3 separate regions of the Homo sapiens genome follow, and all the other regions are linked to region 3. Evidence: read pairs that join two places in POLR2A ChIA-PET (ENCODE). Cell type or tissue: A673. All regions are shown on one strand.

Region 1 (8,000 bases), 260 kb before region 3:
AGCCACCTTGCTGAATGATGTACTCTGCCGAATAGTCCTCCAGGTATGTCACGCCAAACTGCAGCAGTGCGCTCAAAGGTTCTTGACCACGTCTTGTCAATTCCAAAAGCATTTGTCGTAGCAAAACCAGAGGCACCAAAATCTTCAATGCAAAGATGAGAGAATAAAAAACCACACTGAAATTCTTATAATGTGTTTTATATGTTCAACTACTAGAAAATTATATTTAAATGCATCATTAAGGTATTTTTATTTTCATTATATAAAGGAAATAAAACAGTAACTTCTATTAGGATTTTTCTGAATACTGCATGTAGGTTTTATACAATAGGCAGGTAGAAATAGTTATTGAAAATAATTAGGCATGTGTGTGCATGTATGTGTGTGACAGAAATAACATATATAGAAGGAAATTCACTGATGCATTATTAATTAATTAATTTCTTTTTCCTTTTTTTTTTTTTTTTTTGAGATGGAGTCTCGCTCTTTCATCCAGGCAGTGGCACAGTCTTGGCTCACTGCAGCCTCCGCCTCCCAGGTTCAAGCGATTCTCTGCTCAGCCTCCTGAGTAGCTGGGATTACAAGTGTACGCCATGACGCCTGGCTAATTTTTGTATTTTTAGTAGAGACGGGGTTTCACCATGTTGGCCAGGCTGGTCTCAAACTCCTGGCCTCAAGTGATCTGCCCACCTCAGTCTCCCAAAGTGCTGGGATTATAGGCGTGTGCCACCACGCCCAGCCTGAAGCATTATTTATAACAGCAGAAAACTAGAAAAACAACCCAACAGGGACTAGTTAAATAAATTATTGTCATCCAGTAAAATATATAGTTGTTAAATTGCTTACTACCCAATCACCACAATTTACTTTAAGTGAAAAAAGGCAAGTTATAGAAGAATACATACAGTACCATTTGTGTAATAAAAACATATACACATATATATATGTCTATATAATCCTACAGGGTCTCCAGAAAAATACGCAAGAAATTGGTAATAGTGGTTGCCTAAAAGGAAGGGAACTAGGTGACTGGCAACAAGGATGAGAGAAAACTTTTATTTTTCAAAGCATATCTTTCTGTACTTTTTTGCATTTTGTACCATGTGCTTTTATTATTTGAAAATAAGAACTTTTAAAAACTAAGAGCTATCTTGTAAAACTCATCAAAAGTCAAACATAAAAGATGCCATTACAATCTATACCTAATAACCATGTGGCTCAATACTTAAAAGTCGTCAAAAATTACAACAGAAACTAACTAGAGTCCCTGTCTTCCCTTAAAAAAAAATGCATATTGAAAAAAACTAAGTATTCAGGTAGCCATCTGCATGCAATCTCTTTTGTTTAAAACATCAAGAGGTCCATATGCCTGCAAAAGGAATGCAAAAGGAAATGAAACCAATTCCATTTGCTTGTTAGTAGACTGCCAAGGAAATAACTGAGGGACGACAAAATACTTCTGCAGGAGGACAAACAAAAAACAATGAGTTTATATTTCAAACTAATATTCCTTGGCTTCTAAAGAAACGAAGAGAAAGCAGCCCTGGGGGAATCTCTATCAAAATCTGAAAGGAAGCATGCAATGAACACATAATATCTTTACTTCTTGACATTCTAAAGGCACTCCAGCCCAAAATATATTGAAAACTCCTTCTTAACAATGATGGAGTAGTATAGGGCTATAAAGAAGAATCCATTAGGCATTTCCTCAATAAGAAAACTTACACTATTAAACAAACAAACAAAAAACTGTTTATATTTTGCCTCGGGTAGAAGCAGGTAAGGAGTGGCTTATGAACCAGTGGTGCTAACCTGTGTATCAACTTAAAGGCCCGGGATGTTCTGGACTTCAAAACATTCTAATTTCCCATAATAATCCACAATAATGTAACATTTTAAAGTTATTCATGTTTAAGCTCTATTACCTCTTGGGGAAATGAGTTGTAAATATTTTATGCTTGTTATATAAAATACCACTTAGTTTTATTTGTTCCAAATTTAACTCTTTCATATATCGAAAAGCAGACACCCTAGTTTTACTATGTAAGAATCTAGTGATAAATCTGCAATTCTCTTTCACTCCTGGAAGAGGAGTGAAAAGCCTCATTCACTAGACTTCCAGTCTGAAATCCACTATTCTCTTATTCTGTTTTTCATATGGCCATTGCTCCATTGCAATGCAAAGTGATCCATTTGATCACTTAAGTTCCCTTTTCTGGATCTTCCCTATTCCAGTATCTTTCTTGAAACGCAGTAACCACAGAGCAGAAATGTCATTTTTCAGGACGGACATTTTCTATGCGGTTGGTAATACGCTTCTTGGTGGTACATGCTATGTCAGATGATTCGTTTTTTTCCCTTCATTCCTCATACAGTTATTAAATGACTACCATATACCAGGCTTACCTATTTGGCATGCTATCTTCAGGGACCTGTATGATGACGTCCAAGGCCACTGTACCGTTTAGATTGTCTTTAAGCAGCTAAATCCTAAGAGGATTTACACATAATCCTACACACAAAGCTCCATGAGTTAATTCTACAACTGACCTCCATCAACTTGACATTTTACTATCCACAAGAATTTTACATAATCTGCACAACTGATTTTTTTTGGACTCTCATCTCCCACATTACTTTTTTTAAATGTTAAAACAAAACTAGATCCCCAGGCATCCACTCCTAGAAGAACCCACGATTCACATGTCTAGGTCTAAAAAGTCAGCAAATAGTTTTATCTTTGATTCTTTCTCAAAAGTCATTTCCTTACTGGATAACAGTAATCCCCACATCATATATAATTTTTTTTCTTCAATTGTTTTTGCAATGAAATGCTAAAGTATTTTTGACCATCAAAACAGATTACCTCCACTGGCTTACCTTTATCCACACACTTATTTAATCTCCTGACATCTCTTCGTACACTATGTGGTCTCTTTGTTTAACAGGTTAGACCTACTTAAATTTAGGGACATTATCCTTTTATTAAATAATATATGAGCTTGCTTGGTGTAGAAATGAAGCGTACTAATTTATAGTTCTGAGAGTCCCTTTCATTACAATGAATATTTATGATAACAGTGACATATTTTGCTCTACCAATCTATTTAACCCTTCTGTGACTTAACAGTCCTAATAAAAATCATATTCTACAAATTTTATCTGTACTGAATTCATTGATTAGGTTTGTCTTTGATTTGTGTGCTTCAAAATACAATGTAAGAGACAACCAGATATTATATGTCACCCAGTGTGATGCAATAGGAAATAGATAAAACCACTCATTAGGTATTCTTGCCAAAAAGATTGAACCTGAATCTGATCAGGAAGGAAATACAGACACAGAAGAACATGTTAAGTGACATCTCAGTGATATAGTCAATAAAACCCAGAAATGAGAACATTTTACAGGAAAAATAACTTGTAACTGAATTAAAGAGAGGAAAAAAGAGGGAGGATAAGTCTACATATTAAAAGAGACTTCAATCACATATTATATTACTCCATTTATTTGAAATGTCCAGAAAAGACAAATTCATTAAGACAGAAAGTAGTCATTGTTGTCGGGGGCTGGGAGGAGCAGGAAAGAAAATGGGGAGTAACTACTAACAGGTGGAGTGACTACTAATAGGTATGGGCTTTCTTTTCTTTTTTTTCTGAGACAGTCTGGCTCTGTTGCCCAGGCTGGAATACAGTGGCATGATCTCGGCTCACTGCAACCTCCACCTCCCAGGCTCAAGCCATCCTCTCACCTCAGCCTCCCAAATAGCTCGGCTCAGAATACAGGTGCACACCACCATGTATGGCTTTTTTTTTTTTTTTTTTTTTAAGAGACAGGGTCTTGCTATGTTGCCCAGCCTGGTCTCAAACTCCTGGGCGTAAGTGATCCTCCCGCCTTGGCCTTCTAAAGTGCTGGGATTACAGGTGTGAGCTACTGTACTGCATCCAGCCCTTTATAAAATCTATTTCAGGCCAGGTAGGGTGGCTCATGCCTGTAATCCCATCACTTTGGGAGGCCAACAGAGGCAGATCACCTGAGGTCAGGAGTTTGAGACCAGCCTGGCCAACATGGCAAGACCCTGTCTCTACTAAAAGTACAAAAATTAGCTGGGCATAGTGGTGGGCACCTGCAAGCCCAGCTACTTGGGAGGTTGAGGCAGGAGAATTGCTTGAACCCGGAAGGGAAAGGCTGCAGTGAGTGAGCCGAGATTGCACCAATGCACTCCAGGCCTGGACAACAAAGCGAGACTCCAACTTGAAAAAAAAAAAGGCCAGGCACAGTGGCTCACACTTGTAATCCCAGCAATTTGGGAGATTGAGGTGAGCAGCGGATCATGAGGTCAGGGTTGGAGACCAGCCTGGCCAACACAGTGAAACCCCATCTCTACTAAGAATACAAAAATTAGCTGGGCAAGGTGGCAGGTGCCTATAATTCCAGCTATTTGGGAGAATCGCTTGAACCTGGGAGGCGGAGGTTGCAGTGAGCCAAGATCAAGCCACTGCACTCTGGCCTGGGCGACAGAGTTAGACTCTGTCTCAAAATAAATAAATAAATAAAATAAGTCTATTTCAAATGTCTATATCAGAGAGAATATTTTCTCTTATTCCAAAAAAACAAACGAGGCAAATAGATATCTTAACAAATTATGTACCGATAGGTAACATACTAATACTCTGTTAATAGTGACTATTTGAGAATAAGGTCCCATGTGTTAAAGCTAATATAATAGCTGCTGTTTACTGAGCTTTACTATGGTGCCTGATAATATGCTTAATAAGTACTGAACATGTATTATCTCATTTAATTCTAATAAAACTTATGAGACTAGTATTATTGTTTCCCATTTCACAAATGAGAAAACTAAGACTCAGAGAGCTTCCTATAACAAACCTGCACATACATGTCCCCCGAATCTAAAATAAAAGTTGAAATTTTATTTTTTTTTGAGACGGAGTTTCACTTTTGTTGCCTAGGCTGGAATGCAATGGCGCAATCTTGGCTCACCACAACCTCCAACTCCCGGGTTTAAGCAATTCTCCTGCCTCAGCCTCCTGAGTAGCTGAGACTACAGGCATGCGCCACCATGCCCAGCTAATTTTGTATTTTTAGTAGAGACGGCGATTCTCCACGTTGGTCAGGCTGGTTGCAAACTCTCAACCTCAGGTGATCCGCCCACCTCGGCCTCCCAAAGTGATGGGATTACAGGCATGAGCCACTGCACCCGGCCGAAATTTTTTTTTTTTTTTAAAGAGAACCTGCCCACAGACATATATCCAGTCCATGGCAAAGCTAAAATCTGAAACAAGTTTGGTTATGTACCTAATATACATCAATTAGGTACATAAGGTCACATGTCTGACTCATGACAAACAATTCCAAATAGAGGTAGGTGTCTATAAAAGTAACTGTCCTGAATTTTCTCATCTCTAGCACTGTATCCCTCAGGGCTGCCCTTCTTTCTCACACTGCACTAAGCCACCCTATACTGCATCCCCCTATACCCTGCCTTCTCAAGGTGCTAAGTAAATAATACAGTCTAAGATAATAGATAAGCAACATGTACAGTGGAAAAAACAGACGCTAGAATCAGATCTTAGCTCTAGTGTTGGTTCCAATATTGACTGGTCAAGGGATTCTAGGCAAGTCATTTAACTTTTCTTTCTGATTACCTACCTAACTAGCTAAGTAATAAAGAAGACCTAATAAAATCCATTCTGTCTTCTGCAAAGGATGGTTGGGATGCTCAAATGGTATGTGACACGAGACACTGTGTAAGTTATAAAACATAAATGGTATTATTCATCTAAGAGAACAGGAAGAGGCTACCTCCCAAGTAAAGTCTGTATTCTTTTTCCCCAAGACACACTCACATGTTAATAAATATATAACCATCTGGAGATAAATGTTATGTCTAACACAGAGAAATGAAGAAATGATGGGAAAATTGGGACAGAAAGGAAGGGGCCATACTATAGGACACATAATTTTGAGCCAAGCAGGACCTTGCAGCATTAATCGAAAAACCAGTTTAACCAAAAATATCCCCTTAACATAGATTTGTGCATTAAAGAATGAGCTCTAACAGTTTTCTGCTGATGATGCTAGCAATTCCTCCTACGTCTTATCATTAACACACTAAAATCTTTTAAGAGAAAAGATCATTGTGATGATACCTTATTCCAGCCGCTGGCATGAACTGTGGTCTCCAGTGTACATTCCCGAAATGCCTGATATGTCACTGGCCTGTAGAGATTTTTTTAAAAGTCTGTGTCACAAAGAAGGAAAATTCTGTATTTCCAGATGAATACATATACAGTCACTACTCTGTTGAACTTTTTGCTAAACTGACAAAGATTATTCAACATACTGTTTTGTACAAGACGTGGCTTTTCACACTAGTATGCACTTTTTTCAAGCATTCTATAAGCTGTGATGCATGCCTGGGAAATAGTTAATAACATAGCAAGATAAATGTATATTCTAGTAATTTTTTTGTAACTGCTTGGAACTTACAGGATAGGATTTTTATGCTGCAAAGAAATACCTGAATTATTAATACAGGATAAAATAATAACAAAAATGATCTCATTAGCACAATGAAAACCAGAATTTTAACTTTTTTTAAAGGTAAAAAATCTAAAATATTTTAAAACTAAAGAGACATGTCACTGGAAGACTTTTCATATTGAGGAGACAAGAGTTGAAATAAATATCGCAATAAATTGAGTCCACTTTTTAAATTTTTAATTAAAAAAATTTTTTTTGGCTGGGCATGGTGGCTCATGCCTGTAATCCCAGCACTTTGAGAGGCCGAGGCAGGTGGATCACGAAGTCAGGAGATCAAGACTATCCTGGCCAACATGGTGAAACCCCGTCTCTACTAAAATACAAAAAATTAGCCAGGCATGATGGTGTGTGCCTGTAGTCCCAGCAACTCGGGAGGCTAAGGCAGGGGAATCGCTTGAACCAGGGAGGCGGAGATTGCAGTGAGCCGAGATCGCACCACTGAACTCCAGTGTTGGGAGTTTACAAGAAACGAAGGCTCAGGGAAGGCTGAACGTTACCATGCTAGATTTAACTATTGGCATGAATATTTTGGTCTTTCCTTCTTCCTGAGTATCCAGGAAAGTATATTTTCCAGCCCCTTGCAGTTAAGCAGGGCCATGTGGTTAGCCCAGCCAATGAAATGTGGGTGGAAGTGATGGGTGCCACTTCCTGGCTGAAGCAGGAAGAGACTTTCTGTAATTATCCAGTCTCTTTCTCTTTCTTGCCCTGATGGTGGTAGACGAGGCTGTGTTGAGGTCCTGGAACCATAAGTTCCAAGTGGTTCCTCGCATTGCTACGTGGCCACACCTGTAGCAGATTTGCATGACGCCAAAGGAACTTTTCTCTCGTGAAGTCACTGAGATTGAGGGATTGCAGCAAATCTCAGCCTACCTCAATTAATACATCCTACAGCTGGGAAGTGGTGTGGCTGGGATTTGAACTCAGATCTCTCTGACCACAGACTGAAAACAGAATCAGGGAAGACGGTTGTAGATTCAGGGACACACATTTTCCCCACCACCTGCATTTTAACATTTTGAAATCAGGTTTCATCTGATAATCAATGGCACCTCACCACAGTTGTTGGCCTGTTGGATGTTAAGATTCTGACACATGCCATGACAATGTCTCGATGTCACATGTAGCTAATGAGCATTAGAAACGTAGCCAGTGTGCTGAAAGTATAATATACACACTAGATTTCAATGAGGAAGAAAAAACAATCTAAAATAGCTCAATAATTTTTTGTACTGAATACATGTTGAAATATTTGCACTGGTGACAGTGCAAGACAGTGCAAGACTAAAAATTAAAAAAAAATTTTTTTTTTTAAATGGAGTCACCTATGTTGCCCAGGATGGTCTCAAACTCCTTGGGCCCAACTGATGCCTCCTACCTCAGCCTCAGTGCTAGCTGGGATTACAGGCCTGTCCCACCACCCCTAGCTGGAGTC
Region 2 (8,000 bases), 95 kb after region 3:
GAAATAAACTAAAACACAGTATTGTAGAAAACAAAATTGCCAGCTGGGCACAGTGGCTCACGCCTGTAATCCCAGCACTTTGGGCGGCCAAGGTGGGTGGATCACTTGGGGTCAGGATATATATATATTTTGTTTGTTTGTTTGTTTGAGACGGAGTCTTGCTCTGTCCCCCAGGCTGGAGTGCAGTGGCGCGATCTTGACTCATTGCAACCTCCACCTCCTGGGTTCAAGCGATTCTCCTGTCTCTGCCTCGTGAGTAGCTGGGATTACAGGCACATGCCACTATGCCCGGCTAAGTTTTGTAATTTTAGTAGAGATGGCATTTCACTATGTTGGTCAGGCTGGTCTGGAACTCCTGACCTCAGGTGATCCACCCACCTCGGCCTCCCGAAGTGCTGGGATTACAGGCGTGAGCCAACGTGCCCTGCCTTACATAAATTTTTTTTTTAGAGATGGAGTCTTGCTCTGTCACCCATGCTAGGGTGCAGTGGGGCGTGATCTCTGCTACTGCAACCTCCACCTCCTAGGTTGAAGCAATTCTCCTGTCTCAGCCTCCTGAGTAGCTAGGACTACAAGTGTGTGCCACTATGCCCGGCTAATTTTTGAATTTTTTTTCTTTTTTGAGACGGAGTTTCACTCTTGTTACCCAGGCTGGAGTGCAATGGCGCCATCTCAGCTCACCTCCGCCTCCTGGGTTCAAGCGATTCTCCTGCCTCAGCCTTCTGAGTAGCTGGGATTACAGGCATGCGCCACTACGCCCAGCTAATATCGTATTTTTAGTAGAGACTGGGTTTCTCCATGTTAGTCAGGCTGGTCTCGAACTCCTGACCTCAGGTGACCCACCTGCTTCGGCCTCCCAAAGTGTTAGGATTACAGGTGTGAGCCACCGCGCCTGGACTAATTTTTGTATTTTTAGTAGAGATGGGGTTTCACCATGTTAGCCAGGCTGGTCTCGAACTCCTGACCTCAGGCAATCTGCCCGCCTCAGCCTCCCAAAGTGCTGGGATTACAGGCTTGAGCCACCGCAGCCCGGCCACATAAATATTTTTTAATGAAAATGAAATTATATATATAATTTTGTATCCTTTTCCCCTTAATGTAATGACATGAGCATTTTTATGGGTGATTTCAAAATTTTTCTTGTTCATACATTTCTGTATTTCTGAAGTCTCTCATAATGACCACGTGTTATTTTAAAAATAGTATTCACTTTTACTAATCATAGTAATGTATGTCATATAATGAATAATATAGTAGAATAATATATAATACATGCTCAATGTGTAAAACAAAACTACAGAAAAATCCACATCACATAAAGAAAAAGTAGCCGGGCTCAGGGGTTCATGCCTGTAAATCCAACACTTTGAGAGGCTGAGGGGGTGCACTGCTTGAGCCCAGGAGTTTGAGACCACCCTGGCCAACATGGTGAAACCCTGTCTCTACAAAAAATACAAAAATTAGATAGGCGTGGTGGCGCGAGCCTGCAGTCCCACATACTTAGGGGATTGATGTGGAAAAATCGCTTGAACCCAGAAGGCAGTGGTTGCAGTGACCCAAGATTGCACCTCTGCACTCCAGCCCTGGTGACAGAGTGAGACTCTGTCTGAAAAAATAAAATAAAATAAAAATTAGCTAGGTGTGGTGGTGTGCACCTGTAGTCCCAGCTACTCAGGAGGTGAAGGTGGGAAAATTGCTTGAGCCCAAGAGGTCGAAGCTCCAGTGAGCTGCAGTTGCACCACTGCACTCCAGCCTGGGCAGTGAAGTGAGGCGCTGTCTCAAAAAAAAAAAAAAAAGGAAGTAAGAAAAATAAAAATAAAAAAAGAAATGAATAAAAAAAATTGTTGAGGCTGGGCACAATGGCTCATGCCTGTAATACCCAGCACTTGGGGAGGCCAAGGGCCAAGGTGGGAGAATTGCTTGAGGCCAGGAGGTCAAAACCAGGTATCACAGGGAGACCTCACCTCTACAAAATAATTTTAAGGCCATGGCCAGGCATGGTGGCTCACGCCTGGAATCTCAACGCTTTGGGAGACCAAGGTGGGTGGATCACTTGAGGTCAGGAGTTTGAGACCAGCCTGGCCAACATGGTGAAACTCTGTCTCTACTAAAAATACAAAAATTAGCTAGGCATGGTTGAATGCACCTGTAATCCCAGCTACTTGGGAGGCTGAGGCAGAAGAATCACTTGAACCTGGGAGGTGGAAGTTGTAGTGAGCTGAGATCTCAACACTGCACTCCAGCCTGGGCAACAGAGCTAGACTCTGTCTCAAAAAAAAAAAAAAAATGCCGGGCGTGGTGGCTCACGCCTGTAATCCCAGCACTTTGGGAGGCCAAGGCGGGTGGATCACAAGATCAGGAGTTCAAGACCAGCCTGGCCAAGACGGTGAAACCCCATCTCTACTAAAAGTACAATAATTAAGCACCTGTAATCCCAGCTACTAGGGAGGCTGCGGCAGGAGAATCATTTGAACCTGGGCGGCAGAGTTTGCTGTGAGCCAAGATTGTGCCACAGCACTCCAGCCTATGTGGTGACAGAGTGAGACTCCGTCTCAAAAAAAAAAAAAACGGATTTTAAGGCCATAGCGGGTACAGTGGTTCATCCCTGTAATCCCAGCACTTTGGGAGGCCGATGTGGGAGCATCACATGAGGCCAGGAATTTGAGACCAGCCTGGGCAAAATGGCGAAACCCCATCACTACATAACATACAAAAATTAGCTGGGTGTAGTGGCAAACACCTGTGGTCCTAGAGACTCGGGAGGCTGAGGCAGGAGGATCACTTGAGCCTAAGAAGTTGAGATTGCAGTGAGCTGTGATTGAGCCACTGCACCCCAGCCTGAGAGACAGAGAGGGAGACCCTGTCTCAACAACTAAAAAAAAAAAAAAAAAAACATAAAAAATTCAAAACAAGAAAAACTGCATGTAATACCATTACGTACATATGTTACCATTAACATTGTTGTACTTACTATTAACACTGTTGTACGTCGTTATACATGTCTCTCATGTATAACTTTTATATTTGGAAGACAAAAATCTACACTCCATGGTCTCTGCTCCGCCCCTCCTGGCCCCTGCCTGCTGCTTGTCCTCCCTCGGTGGAAGCCTGGAATTGTGTCCTGACTGGTGTCCTTGCCTGCAGGCTCTTCTTTCCAGGCCACCCTGCACACTGTTTCCAAGTATCTGATCCTGTCACTTCTCTGCTTGAAAACATTTCCTGTCTCTGCATTGCTTACAGGATAAGTTCCAAACTCCTTAGCTCTGCATGCAAGATTCTCTGCACTCGATCCCACCTACCTGCCTCCACCTCAACTTCTCCAACACAAACATAGGCCAGGCCCCTACTCTCCTCTGAACAATACACACTTTCCCACCTCCGTGTGTCTGCTGACCCTGATTCCGGAAGTTCTTTTCCTACACATACTTGAGGAAATTGTACTTGTCCTTCAAGATGCATCTCAGGCTGGGCCCGGTGGCTCACGCCTGTAATCCCAGCACTTTGGGAGGCTGAGGTGGGTGGATCACGAGGTCAGGAGATCGAGACCATCCTGGCCAACATGGTGAAACCCCGTCTCTAGTAAAAATACAAAAAATTAGCTGGGCATGGTGGCACGCACCTGTAGTCCCAGCTACTGGGGAGGCTGAGGCAGGGGAATTGCTTGAACCCAGGAGGCGAAGTTTGCAGTGAGCCGAGATCCAGCCACTGAACTCCAGCCTGGCGACAGAGCAAGACTCCACCTCAAAAAAAAAAAAAAGATTCATCTCAAAGGAGACCTCTTTGGGCCACCCTCCCAGTACTCCTCTGGAAGAGTTATTTTATTGCATGGCAGTGCTGTGTGCATATTCACCTTCCCTAAAACTTTGTGTGTCACCTCCTACCAGAGCGCAATCTCATGTAATAATCTGTGCACTTCTCGCACCTAAATGGTGCCTGATGCATGATAGCCTTTAGCTGAATGCAGAAAGGAACATCTGTATGTTTGTCTTTCACTCAGCTAATCAAGCAACTAGCATTTCTGAAGTATTTACCATGTGCTCAGCATGTGCAAGACTGTAGAACTGTCAAAAGACTCAACACTTTTTAATTTTCAAATTAAATTAAATATTAAATTAAACTTATTTTAGAGATAGGGCCTTGCTCTGTCACATTGTCCAGGGTGGAGTGCAGTGGCTTACTGTAGCTTCTAATTCCTGAGCTTAAGGGATCCTTGTGTTTCAGCCTCCCAATTAGCTGGGACTACTGGCGGTCATCACCACACGTGGATAATTTTTAAAATCCTTCCTTCCTTCCTTCCTTCCTTCCTTCCTTCCTTCCTTCCTTCCTTCCTTTCTTTCTTTCTTTCTTTCTTTCTTTCTTTCTTTCTTTCTTTCTTTCTTTCTTTCTTTCTTTCTTTCAGACTGGGTCTCTCAGCCAGGTGCAGTGACTCATGCCTGAAATCCCAGCACTTTGGGAGGCTGAGGCGGGCAGATCACCTGAGGTCAGGTGTTCAAGACCAGGCTGGCCAACAGGTGAAACCCTGTCTCCATTAAAAACACAAAAATTAGCCGGGCTTGGTGGTGGGCACCTTTAATCCCAGCTACTCAGGGGCTGAGGCAGAAGAATCGCTTGAATCCGGGAGGCAGAGGTTGCAGTGAGCCAAGATTGTGCCATTGCACTCCAGCCTGGGTGACAAGAACAAAACTCCATAAAAAAAAAAAAAATCAGGTCTCACTTTGTTGACCAGGCTGGAGTACAGTGGCATGAACACCGCTTACTGCAGCCTCCACCTCCTGGGCTCAAGTGATTCTCCCACCTCAGCCCCCTAAGTAGCTGAAACTAATTTTTGTATTTTTTTGGTATGTAGAAATGGGGTTTTGCCATGTTGCCCAGGCTGGTCTTGAACTCCTGGGCTCAAGAGATCCTCCTGACTCCCAGCCTCTCAGAGACCTGGGATTATAGGTATGAGCCACTGCACCCGGTCTTAACATTCTTTTGTAGAGGTGAGGTCTCACCATGTTGCTTGGTTTTGAACTCCTGGCCTCAAGTAATCTTCCCACATGCAGGATGAGCCGCTGTGCCCAGCCTCAACATATTTTTTAAAATTTTTATTCATTTATTTTTTTCTTTTTTGTTCTTTTTTTCTTTCTTTTTTTTTTTTTTTTTGAGACGGAGTCTAGCTCTGTAGCCCAGGCTGGAGTGCAGTGGTGCAATCTCAGCTCACTGCAACCTCCGCCTCCCAGGTTCAAGCGATTCTCCTGCCTCAGCCTCCTGAGTAGCTGGGATTACAGGTGCGTGCCACCATGCCCAGCTAATTTTTGTATTTTTAGTAGAGACGGGGTTTCACTATGTTGGTCAGGCTGGTCTCGAACTCCTGACCTCATGATCCACCCGCCTCAGCCTCCCAAAGTGCTGGGATCACAGGCGTGAGCCACCAGGCCCGGCCTTTTTTTTTTTTTTTTTTTTTTTTTTTGAGACAACCTCTCACTCTGTTGCCCAGGCTGGAGTGCAGTGGCACAATCACAGCTCACTGAAGCCGTAACCTCTTGGGCTCAAGTGATTCTCCCACTTCTACCTCCTGAGTAGCTGGGACTAGAGGTGTGTGCCATCACACCTAGCTAATTTTGTTTATTTATTTATTTATTTTAGAGATGGGATCTCACTATGTTGCCCAGGGTGGGTTTGAACTCCTGGGCTCAAGCAACCCTCCCACCTCAGACTCCCAAAGTGCTGGGACTACAGATGTGAACCACTGTGCCCGGCCTCCAAAATTTTTTAAAAAATTAATACAACAAAGATTTTTTGAGTGTGTAATATTTGCTGTGAGAATATTAAAGAAGTAAAAGGCATGGTTTTTAATCTCAAGAGAGGCTTTCAATCTATTGTATAGGGAGATACAACTTTGTTCCATGGAATGAATGTAAATAATACAAGCAAATTCCTGTGAAATGTAAAGGCAAGTGGAGGAGAGATGGCATAATGTCTGTGACAGAACACTGGACCAGGAGCTGGGAGGCTTGGTTCCTGCTTATCACTTGCTACCCGAACAAGGTAACCTTGGAGAGATCGCTTAATCTCATTTGGTAAAATCAATGTTTTGATTTTATTGCCTACTGAGATTCCTCTCAGCTCTTTGATTCTATAAGTAAGTGCTATGGGATACCGAAAGGGAGCAATGACCGTGGCTTAGAGTTGCTGGAGGAAAGCTCATGGTGAAGGTGAAATCTGAGCTGAACTTAAACTAGAGGTGAGGTCCGGATAGCCAGGAGAGGAGGCGGAAAGGCATTTCAGATATGGGGAACAACATCAACAAAGGGACAGGCAGAGACAGGATTGGGCAGGCGTGCTTGTGGGGTGGACTAAACAAGGCTATCTTCAGTGGAGAATGTTTGTTAGAGAAGATTGGGAAACAGCTCGGGTAGGTTGCCTAGGGCCAGGAAGGACTTAAGAGAGACATATTGAAAGCAGTGAAGCTATTTTAGGATACTTGCAAAAGCCAGGAATGAGGTAACGAGGGCAAAGATTAGCTTTGCACCAGTGGGAAGTCAGAGCAATGGGTGATGAGAAGCTGCAAAGATAGCATCAGGAACCTGGCTTGGCCATACAGGCTGCAGGAGAGGAAATTAGTCAAAAACACCTCTTAAGTTTTAGACCAGAGAAAGTGCACAGATCAGGTTCTGACCCAGGTTCCCTTGCCTCCAGGAGACAGAATGGGATTCCCCAGCAGTAGGAGTGAAGACTACTGAAGCTCTTCCATACGCCACACTCCCGAGGACTCCTGCAAAAAACCTTTTAGAGACTATGTTAATTTAGTTTTTGTTTTTAGACACAGGGTCTCTCTATGTCGCCCAGGTTGGACAGCAGTGGCTATTCACAGGAGTGATCATAGCTCACTGCAGACTTGAACTCCTCCCCTCAAGAGTTCCTCTCATGTCAGCCTGCTGAGTAGCTGGGGCTACAGGTGTGTGCCACAGTGCCCAACTCATTTTTTATTTTTTAATAAGATTTTCTAGTGTACTTTAAAATTCTCTGAGCTTGTAATATATTTTGAAAGTTTCAAATTTAACTTAATCAAGGAACTCATATGATTTCCTCTAGTCTCTTTAGAAATTAAAAGGTGTATTAAATTAGTAATATCCAAATGTAAAGATCCGAGGAAGACAAACATTGGTTTTATATGGATGGATTTTGTTAAAATAACATTGCTGGCGTGTTTGCTTCAGGAAGGTGATCTGGGTTGCTATTGGCTAGAGGTGAAAGGAAGATGTATTACTGATTCCCAATAGAATATAGAATACTTAAAATAAAAATCTAAACTATGAAAGCATACTGAAGAGAAATATCTTTTTGTTTTTTCTGAGATCAGATCCCGCTATGCTGCTCAGGCTGGTCTTGAACTCACAGGCTCAAGCAATCCTTCCTCCTCAGCCTCCTGAGTAGCTGGGACTACAGGTGCATGTCACCACACCTGGCTAAAAGAAATACCTTGTTGGTTTATTACATTTATTAATTTACATGTATTCATTCTTCAACAAATACTCCTGGGTCAAAAATTATGCTATGATGCTATAAGCTGCAAAAAACAAACAAGAAAAAAGGCAATGTTTGTTACCTTCAGGAAACTTATACTCCAGGAAGGGAGACAGAAGTAAGCGAACAACTATGCTGTAATTTTATTAGTCACGGTCCAGCAAGATACAGAGGCACACTCCGATGGAATTCAGAGGAGAAGGAAACGAAGGACTTTTTACAGCGGGGGAGCAAGGTTAAAGGAACCGATGTGGGATGTTGAGGCACTCAGGAACCAGAAAAGACACGGAGCCACTGTCACCGCCAGGCCTGAAGGGGCACGGGTGCGGACAGTGTGAATGGCACCCTAGAGAGAGATAGGAGAAGGGACTGCCCTGCCAGTGCGAGAGTCATGGAGAAATGTAGTCAGTGCCAGAGCTAAATACCAGGAACACAGCAGAGCAGGAAACATCCCATCCCTCTCTCCTCCTGCCTTCTGAGCCCTCAGTGGT
Region 3 (8,000 bases):
TTTCTGTTTCTAATAAATCTGTTCGGAGACTTGAAATCAAGTTTTTCTTGTTTTCTTACATCACTTTGCTATATAATGCTATACAACCTTCCCTCTCATTACTTCAAGTCAGATATCAGATCAATAAATCAATAAAAGTCCCAGCTTCACTTCAAGAGACAGGGAATAGACAGTGTGGGATATCATAATAAGTGTAAGGACAGACCTGAATTCCACTCAAATTTTAGTTCCTTAGTTACTAGTGAGACCTACAGAGAGTCATTTCTCTGAGGCACTTTGTCTTTTCCATAAAGTTTTTATGCCATAACAGACAGAGAAAGAGTTCCATTTTTCAATCAACAAGGCAAAAAAGAGGCCAAGTAATTGGGAATGTAATAAAGGTGAGCCTATTTTACAACATCGAGTGGGAGCTAGGAAGCCCTCTGACAAATCTTTAAGCTGATGGAGCCTGAATGACTAATGACTATTTTAGTTTTTCCTTTTAAAAAATGATGTGAATAAATACAGATACCCCCCACAACACACACACACACAGTTTTATATAAATTCAAAAAACAATCATACTATTCATTCTGGGGGTTGTTTGTATACAATTTTCTTTCCTTTTTTTACTCCCTACTTCAGTAACTCCCCTCATATACAAACAAGTATACTTTTTTTGTTTTTTTTTTCAATGTAATCATATTCATATATACATACATGCAGACACATGCATCAATGTATGGGCGTAGGCCTTTTCTAATAGACTGATACTACCCATGCTTGCCTGCACATTTTCTATCTTGTGCAAATCTCTCCAAGTCAAGTGGTATAGTGTAGGTCCATTTCATTCTATTAAAAGGTGGGCTAATACTCCACGGTACGCAGGTAACATCCTATTCAGCCACCCCGCTAATGACGGGCTTTCACTCTGTTCTCCATTTTAGGCCACACAGAACCACGCTGCAATGACATTCCTTGTCCATTGCACGGCAGTTGTTTTGTACCCATTGATTAAAATTCCAGGACTGGCATTACTGGAGCAATGAGAGTACATATATTTATGTATTTTAAATTTTAATAGGTACTACCAGATTGTTTTTCAAAAAGGCTGATCAGTCTAATTTTTTTGTTAGTAAAGTATGAGTATTCCTTTTCCTTTCCAATACAGATATTACTTAATAATTTTTGCCAGTCAGATCTTTTCAGATATTTTTTTTTGTCATTAAGATTTATTCTTTTGTGACTTGAAACCTACTCATATCCTTTGTCCATTGTTCCACTGGGCTGTTTGTATATTATAATATTAACCGTCTGTCATCTGCTTTGCAAATACTTTTTTCTTAAATCTGTTGCTTGTCCATGTTTTTTTATGCCTTAGAACAGGAGGTTAGTAAGCTATGGTCTACCACCCATTAGTATAAATAAAGCTTTACTGAAACACAGCCTTCCTTGCCCATTCATTTTTGTAGTAAATTTGGTAACTGGAACAGAAATTATCTGGCACTCAGAGCCTAAAATATTTAATATCTGACCCTTTACAGAAAAAAAATTGCCAATACTAGCTATACGGAACATCCAAAAAAAAAAAAAAGGGAGTGTTTCTTCTCCCATAGAATTCATGTTCCAAAAGGATTTTTATGTGTCTTATTCACTGCTAGAAAAAATATCTAGCAAGTAGTACACATTAATTTTCAGAATTAATGCTAGGTCTTCTTGCTTTTATATATACATACTTTAAAAAAAATGTGTAGAGATGAGGTCTCACTCTGTTGCCCAGGCTGGTCTCTAAGTCCTGGCCTCAAGTGATCCTCCCAACTTGACCTCCCCCAAAGTGTGGAATTCCATGCATGAGCCACCATGTCCAGCCAAACAGTATTAATATAAGAAAAAAAGAAAACAACTTTTTTTTCTTAGCGATTACAATTTTATTAAGTTTCACTGTGAAAAATCAATAAGAAATAACACACTGAAGTTTTTCAGCTGGAAATCATCCCAATAATGACATACCTTATGACAGGGTTGTTCAATCTTTTGGCTTCCCTGGCCCACACTTGAAGAAGAATTGTTTTGGGCCACACATAAAATATGCTAACACTAATGATACCTGATGAGCTTTAAAAAAAATTGCAAAAAAAAAAAATCTCATAATGTTTTAAGAAAGTTTACGAATTTGTGTTGGCCTCATTCAAAGCCGTCCTGGGCTGCAGGCGGCCTGCGGGCAGGTGGGTTGGACAAGCTTGCCTTATGGGAAAACATTTTGGGCTCATTTTGATGTTAAATTGAGTAAGTTGTTTTAAGAGACTCCATATACAGGAACCAAATCACGGTACTAAGGACAATTTACTCTCATTATAAACTACTTGTCAGTCGACAAGTCTCATCAAAGTGATTAAATATTTTCAACCCAAAACATGTGATGAGAAAGGAAAACATTTTCCCCACTAAACTTCTCAATACTATACAACTTTAGGTTCTGGGCTCAGCTTGTCTACAATAAACACAAGATAAGCCCTGTTCAGGTTGAAAGGGACTCATTTTTGAAATGTTCTGTTTGTAACGCATGTCATCTGGGGCATTTTTGTTGTTACTTTGCTTCCAAGCATAACTTTACAATGCATTATGATACTACTGCATGTAATATTCAGCTTGCTAAAGAAATGCATTTTTAAAACCCCAAATATAATGTACAATTCTTTCAACTTTTCTGTTCATTTGGAAGTTTTCATAATAAAATACTGGGAGGAAATATTCCTAGATCACAGAAAAAAATTTTCATTAACATTAAAGTCTCATTTCTATTACTCCACAAAAGAAACTTTGTCCTTTTAAACTATTAAGTTACAGTGAGTAACATCCATCTTTCAAATTCATGGTCAACATTGGTTAACATTCACACTATACATCCTTGAAGTCGAAGGAAATTTTTCCTTTTATCTTTGTAGACACTATGGAAAACCTTCATCACTCCTGCTAAGAAGCAGTGATGCTCACCTTGCATTTTAAAGTCTGACAAACTTTAAAATTTTTTTTAATCCCTATACTATTTAGAAATTTCTATGGTCAACAGTGTGACACCTTGATAAGTCAAAGCATACATAAAAAGAAGTCATAAAAAAGCAGGAACTCCTACTTACAAAGTATGTCTACAGTAATATACTATGAAAAATCTATTTCAGGTCCTCAGTGATGGTATGGATGGGGAGGTACATAATGAAAAAGAAATATCATATGATCAAAAACATGTCGAGGAAGTGTACGTATGTGAGTTCCAATAAGCTGGAATTTAAATAGAAAGGTTGAAGTCACAGCAAGTAGATGAAAGGCGGCCCCTTTAACATTTGCTCCTGGAGTCCAGCAACTCTCAGCAGTTGGCTGGAGACTAAGCTGGCCGATCCTGTGGAGCTTCAACAAAGGGACGAAACAAACTGAGTCCCCAGGGCCCCCCTCCCGACAACGCGTGAAACAACTTGATAAATGATTGCTCTGTCAGGGGATGAGGAGATGGAGACGTCTGGGAGCAGAGGGGGAATGTATCTAATTTAGGAGGCCAAGGGGGAAGGGGAAGACATGGAAGGCAGAACCGCAGACAGGGGCAAGACCATCTAATGGCACTAACACTCGAGCAGAGAACTAGAAACAAACACCAGACAACCCAACAGCATCTCTGAGAGCTGCAGTCATCAGACTGCAGCAAGAGACTTGTCAGAGGCCAGTTCTCCCCAAGTCACTAGGATTTTAAAAGGAAAGTTTTCACCTTCCACAACCCATTCTCCAGCCTCAAGGCCAAGCTTCAGAAAGTGCTGCTCTCATATTACTTCATTCATTTGGGGATGACATGAAATACAAAATCCTTTTCCCCACCCCCAGTTCCTGCCTAAAGATTGCTGATTCAGGCCTGAAAGCCAGAGGCGCAAGAGCCCAAGGCTTAGCTCACTTAAGGAAACATTAATTACCCTGAAACAAAAATAGGAGTTCACATCTGGGGCTCAACACTTACCTTCTCCTCCGCCCCTTTTTCTAGAGTGTGAGCACCCGCTATTTATACAACCTCTTCCTGACTGAGGACTGATACTGGTCCCGCAGGACTTCCCTGTCTGGGGAGAACTTACTGGTGACAAACTCAGTCAGCATTGCACAGGCATTTCAGAAGTAGGAACAGAGGCAGCTCAACTTGAGAAAAAGGTTGTCAGAATTGGAAGTAGTACAAAAGCAGTTTCCCACAGAGTAGCTGGTTAATTCATAAGGGATACTCTGGCAGCTTAAGCATCTGATGAAAGACCATTAAGGAAGTTTACAAGTCAAAGGTGGGAACAAGCAACCCAAGTCTTTCTTCCGTCACTCCAGTTTCTTATTTTAGGAACTAGAGACAGCTAATGTTGTTGCTATAATAGAAGTGCTGTGTTGTATTATTGTGCATAGAACTTTATTTAAATGTTGAATTAAGCTTGGGCTGTAGTTGGCATAATTTAAGCTAACAGCAAATGGTACATCAAGAAACTAAAGGCCGGGTGCAGTGGCTCACACCTGCAATCCCAGCACTTTGGGAAGCCGAGGCGGGCAGATCACGAGATCAGGAGATCAAGACCATCCTGGCTAACACCGTGAAACCCCGTCTCTACTAAAAATATAAAAAATTAACTGAGCGTGGTGACACGCACCTGTAGTCCCAGCCACCCAGGAGGCTGAGGCAGGAGAATCTCTTGAACTCAGGAGGCGGAGGTTGCAGTGAGCTGAGATGGTGCCACTGCACTCCAGCCTGGGTGACAGAGCGAGACAGACAGAGGGAGGGAGGGAGGAAGGGAAAGAAAGAAGGTAAAGAAAAGAAAAGAAAGAAACTAAAGTTTCAAAAAATTTACCTTTGCTTTGCCCAGCACCCTTGGAGGATGACTGATAATTCATAGCTATGACCCCAAATCTAATTTAGTACAGTGTGTTTCAGAACATCTGATGTATTAATTAATTTGGCCAGAGAGACACTGTATAAGGGATGGGATGACTATGAGAAAAAATCACCGTTTCACTGGATTAAGTTGGATGGTCCTGCTCCTGTTTTTTTTTTTTTTTTTTTTTTTTTTAAGAATTAAAAGAGCTCAAGGGAGTCTATTCTAGACTCCCTAGAATGTGTTTGTGGCCTGTCCAGAATTTTCACTGGACCAAACAAAAATAGAACTTGCTAATTCCCCAGACATCTTTCTTGTCAGGTTACACAGTTCAAAAGGTGCTGAGGGCTTCCTAAACTTAGAGATGAGAGAAGAGGCACTGCACCATGGATCTAACTTTTGTGAATTCTAATCAGCAATTCACAAAAGTGAGATCTTACAATTATAAAACCCGGTCTCCAAATTCTACCTTGCTTTCCGATCTTTCTGCCAAGGTCTGAGTCTTAGAAATATTAGCAAATTCCTGTTCATGGACTGTCAATCTGAAAAGACTGTCAACTAGTCAGTTTCATGGAATGCATAAGAAATTGCAAACTGGTAGCAGGCAGCAACGTTTGTTTTGGTCTGTAGTTTTGTTTTGCTTTTCACTGGTTGTCCAACATTAAAAAAAAAGAAAGAAAGAAAGAAAAAACTTTGGAGGAGCTTACACAAAAATCTGGGTATCTCCCTTTGCTTGAAAAATCAAGTCTGACTGATTCACAGTTCTTCATGACTCAGCTGGCACTAACAGGGGGCTGCCTCTTAGACTGGACATGGATCCTCCAACTCATTAACTGCACATCCGGCCCCATCCCCTCCATTAAGTTACCTGTCTGGCCCTGCAGGCTTCTGAGTTTCGACATTAGCCCTACATCAATGAGGAGCAGGTTAGCTCGTACTTCAACAATACCCCATGTGTGTTCCTTCCTTTCTTTCCATCAGTGCCAGATAATGCTGGCTGCTCTCAAGTCCCCCTTGACTTGACACTATCCTTTCACTGTAACACCCAGGATTCAACAAAATACTCTCTGACTAGGTAAAAAGATGAGACTCACTGCCTTTATTCTGAACAGCAGTAGGTAAAGGTATCCCACACCCAAAATGACCACAAAAGAAAGTGCTCAAGAAAATACACACAAACAGAACATAAAACAAGACAGGAGTGACAGCTTAGCTACGGGGAGCAGCAGGGGGGGTGCGGGCATAAAAAGAGTGGGGGGTTCTAATCCATGGTGGGGGTGAACTTATTTCTAGACTGCTCGGAAAGTGATTAAGGCAGCAGCCTAAAGGGTTAGTGTCCAAAAAGAAAAGTTAGACTACTAACTTAAGTTGCCCGTGAAGAAGGCCTACTGTACTGCCACCATGTAAAGCGGTGAATCCTAAAGCAAGATTCTTGCACTGCCTGCATCAGAGTCTCCAGAATCCGGCCTCAGAAGCTGCATTTCAAATTAAACAATCCAAGGTTCTCAAACACTCAAGTTTGGAAAACAACTAAATTCCACTACAGCTGCCTAGAAGGATGGGTCTGGACTCAGAGCATGACCTCTCCTGGATCCTTCCTCGCCTTCGTTCAAGCTGACTTAACGTGAGTGGCCTTTCCTCTGTGTTCCCACTCACCTTGACAGAACAATAGTCACACCATGCTTTAACTGTTCATTCTCCCAAGAGAAGCAAAAGGCCTCTTCATTTTTTTTTACCCTCATGGACAGAAAAAGTGGCCTGACACAGAGTAAGTAAGTGAAATACGTTATTTCACTCTGTGCCTTACTTTAAAACACTGGGGGAAAAGGTCTGACTAAATGATCTCTAGTGACCTTAGTTATATTCTAGCAACTGTTTTATGCCCAGGGAACTATTTCTTAACCTATTTTTCATTACCGCCCTTTTAAGGAATCTTTTTAGATTCGCTCCCCATTGTCCCCAAACCATGAAATTTTAGTATGACAGAAACAGGTTGTGTATTGCAAAAACCATCATAATAGCTAAGCTTTCTTCATCACCTCCCCCTAAAAGAACCAATTTTCAGCAATAGCTCCTCCTTGATAATGCATTCAACTGTATTTGGATATTCACAGTAACACTGTGAAGATAGGAGGCCACGTACAGTGACTCATGCCTGTAATTCCAGTACTTTGGGAGGGCGAGGTGGGTGGATCGCTTGAGTTCCAAAGTTCAAGACCACCCCTGGGGAACACAGAAAAACCCTGTCTCTACAAAGAACACAAAAATTAGCCGGGCATGGCAGTGCGCACCTGTAGTCCCACCTACTTGGGAGGCTGAGGTGGGAGGACTACTTGAGCCCAGGAGGTCAAGGCTGCAGTGAGCAGTGATCGAGGCACTGTACTCCAGCCTGGGCAACAGAGCCAGAGTCTGTTTAAAGAACAACAATAAGGAAGACAAAAACAATGTGATGACAGGGGAGAATGTAACTCTAAAATGTTAATTTTAACTTCTTTGAGCAAATCAACACATGGTTTGAGTTGACATGTGTTACTGACAACCTTTAAAATACCTTTATCAGTTCTACACATAAACTTTCCCCAAACTGGGTATTATATTAACAGCATTCCTTTAAAATCTACACACTATTATTGAGACAGACTACATGTGAAAAGTGTTTCTAAAGATTTTTTAAATACAGCAATATGAGGCCTTCACACACATACTGACTTTAACCAGAAAGTGATATTGTTCGTATCAGTTCAAAGAATTAACTCTCCAGTTTGCCAACGATATAAGCGATAAAGGATTCCACCCAAAAATCAGTGCAGTACTTAGGCAACCAGAAATGTAACACACGAGGTGGGGATGTAGCTCGGTGATAAGAGTGCATGCTTAGAAATGTACCAGGAAAAACACCATACAGAATGTGTTATATTTATGGGTAACAATAAAGCATCTGACTGTCATCAATACTGACATGAACAAGTCTCTGTTAAAGCCACACTCAGACAGATAGAGCTGGGTGAGCTGGCTCACACCTGTAATCACAGGGTGAGGTGGGAGGATCACAGTGAGACCCTGCCTATACAAAAATAAAAATTAGCAGGGCATGGTGGCGCCTACAGTCCTAGGTACTCAGGAGGCTGAGGTAGGAGG

Evidence for each region. Peaks named below come from ENCODE experiments on the same cell type or tissue, not always from the same donor. Only the 100,000 strongest peaks of a DNase experiment are listed, where the experiment ranks them.
Region 1: POLR2A ChIA-PET joins it to region 3 with 14 read pairs; 2 of 35 experiments call an interaction of 5 or more read pairs at or near these places.
Region 2: POLR2A ChIA-PET joins it to region 3 with 10 read pairs; 2 of 35 experiments call an interaction of 5 or more read pairs at or near these places.

What each region holds. Positions count from the first base shown.
Region 1 is chr22:17,694,385-17,702,384 of GRCh38, reverse strand. BCL2L13 (BCL2 like 13) reads right to left here. Exons shown (of 7, transcript NM_015367.4): 5 at 6,175-6,244; 6 at 1-142. Among named protein-coding and RNA genes, the nearest start is that of BCL2L13, 60 kb to the right of the region's middle. In A673, no CTCF peak of the experiment used is centred here; no DNase peak of the experiment used is centred here; H3K27ac peaks cover 1,590 bases.
Region 2 is chr22:17,337,720-17,345,719 of GRCh38, reverse strand. No RefSeq gene overlaps it. Among named protein-coding and RNA genes, the nearest start is that of CECR2, 28 kb to the left of the region's middle. RefSeq lists a silencer at 4,346-4,590 and an enhancer at 7,178-7,347. In A673, no CTCF peak of the experiment used is centred here; no DNase peak of the experiment used is centred here.
Region 3 is chr22:17,432,742-17,440,741 of GRCh38, reverse strand. All of the region lies in intron 1 of CECR2 (CECR2 histone acetyl-lysine reader), which reads right to left. Among named protein-coding and RNA genes, the nearest start is that of CECR2, 67 kb to the right of the region's middle. RefSeq lists an enhancer at 4,616-5,176 and a silencer at 7,672-7,872. In A673, no CTCF peak of the experiment used is centred here; a DNase peak (open chromatin) is centred at 3,921; H3K27ac peaks cover 1,288 bases.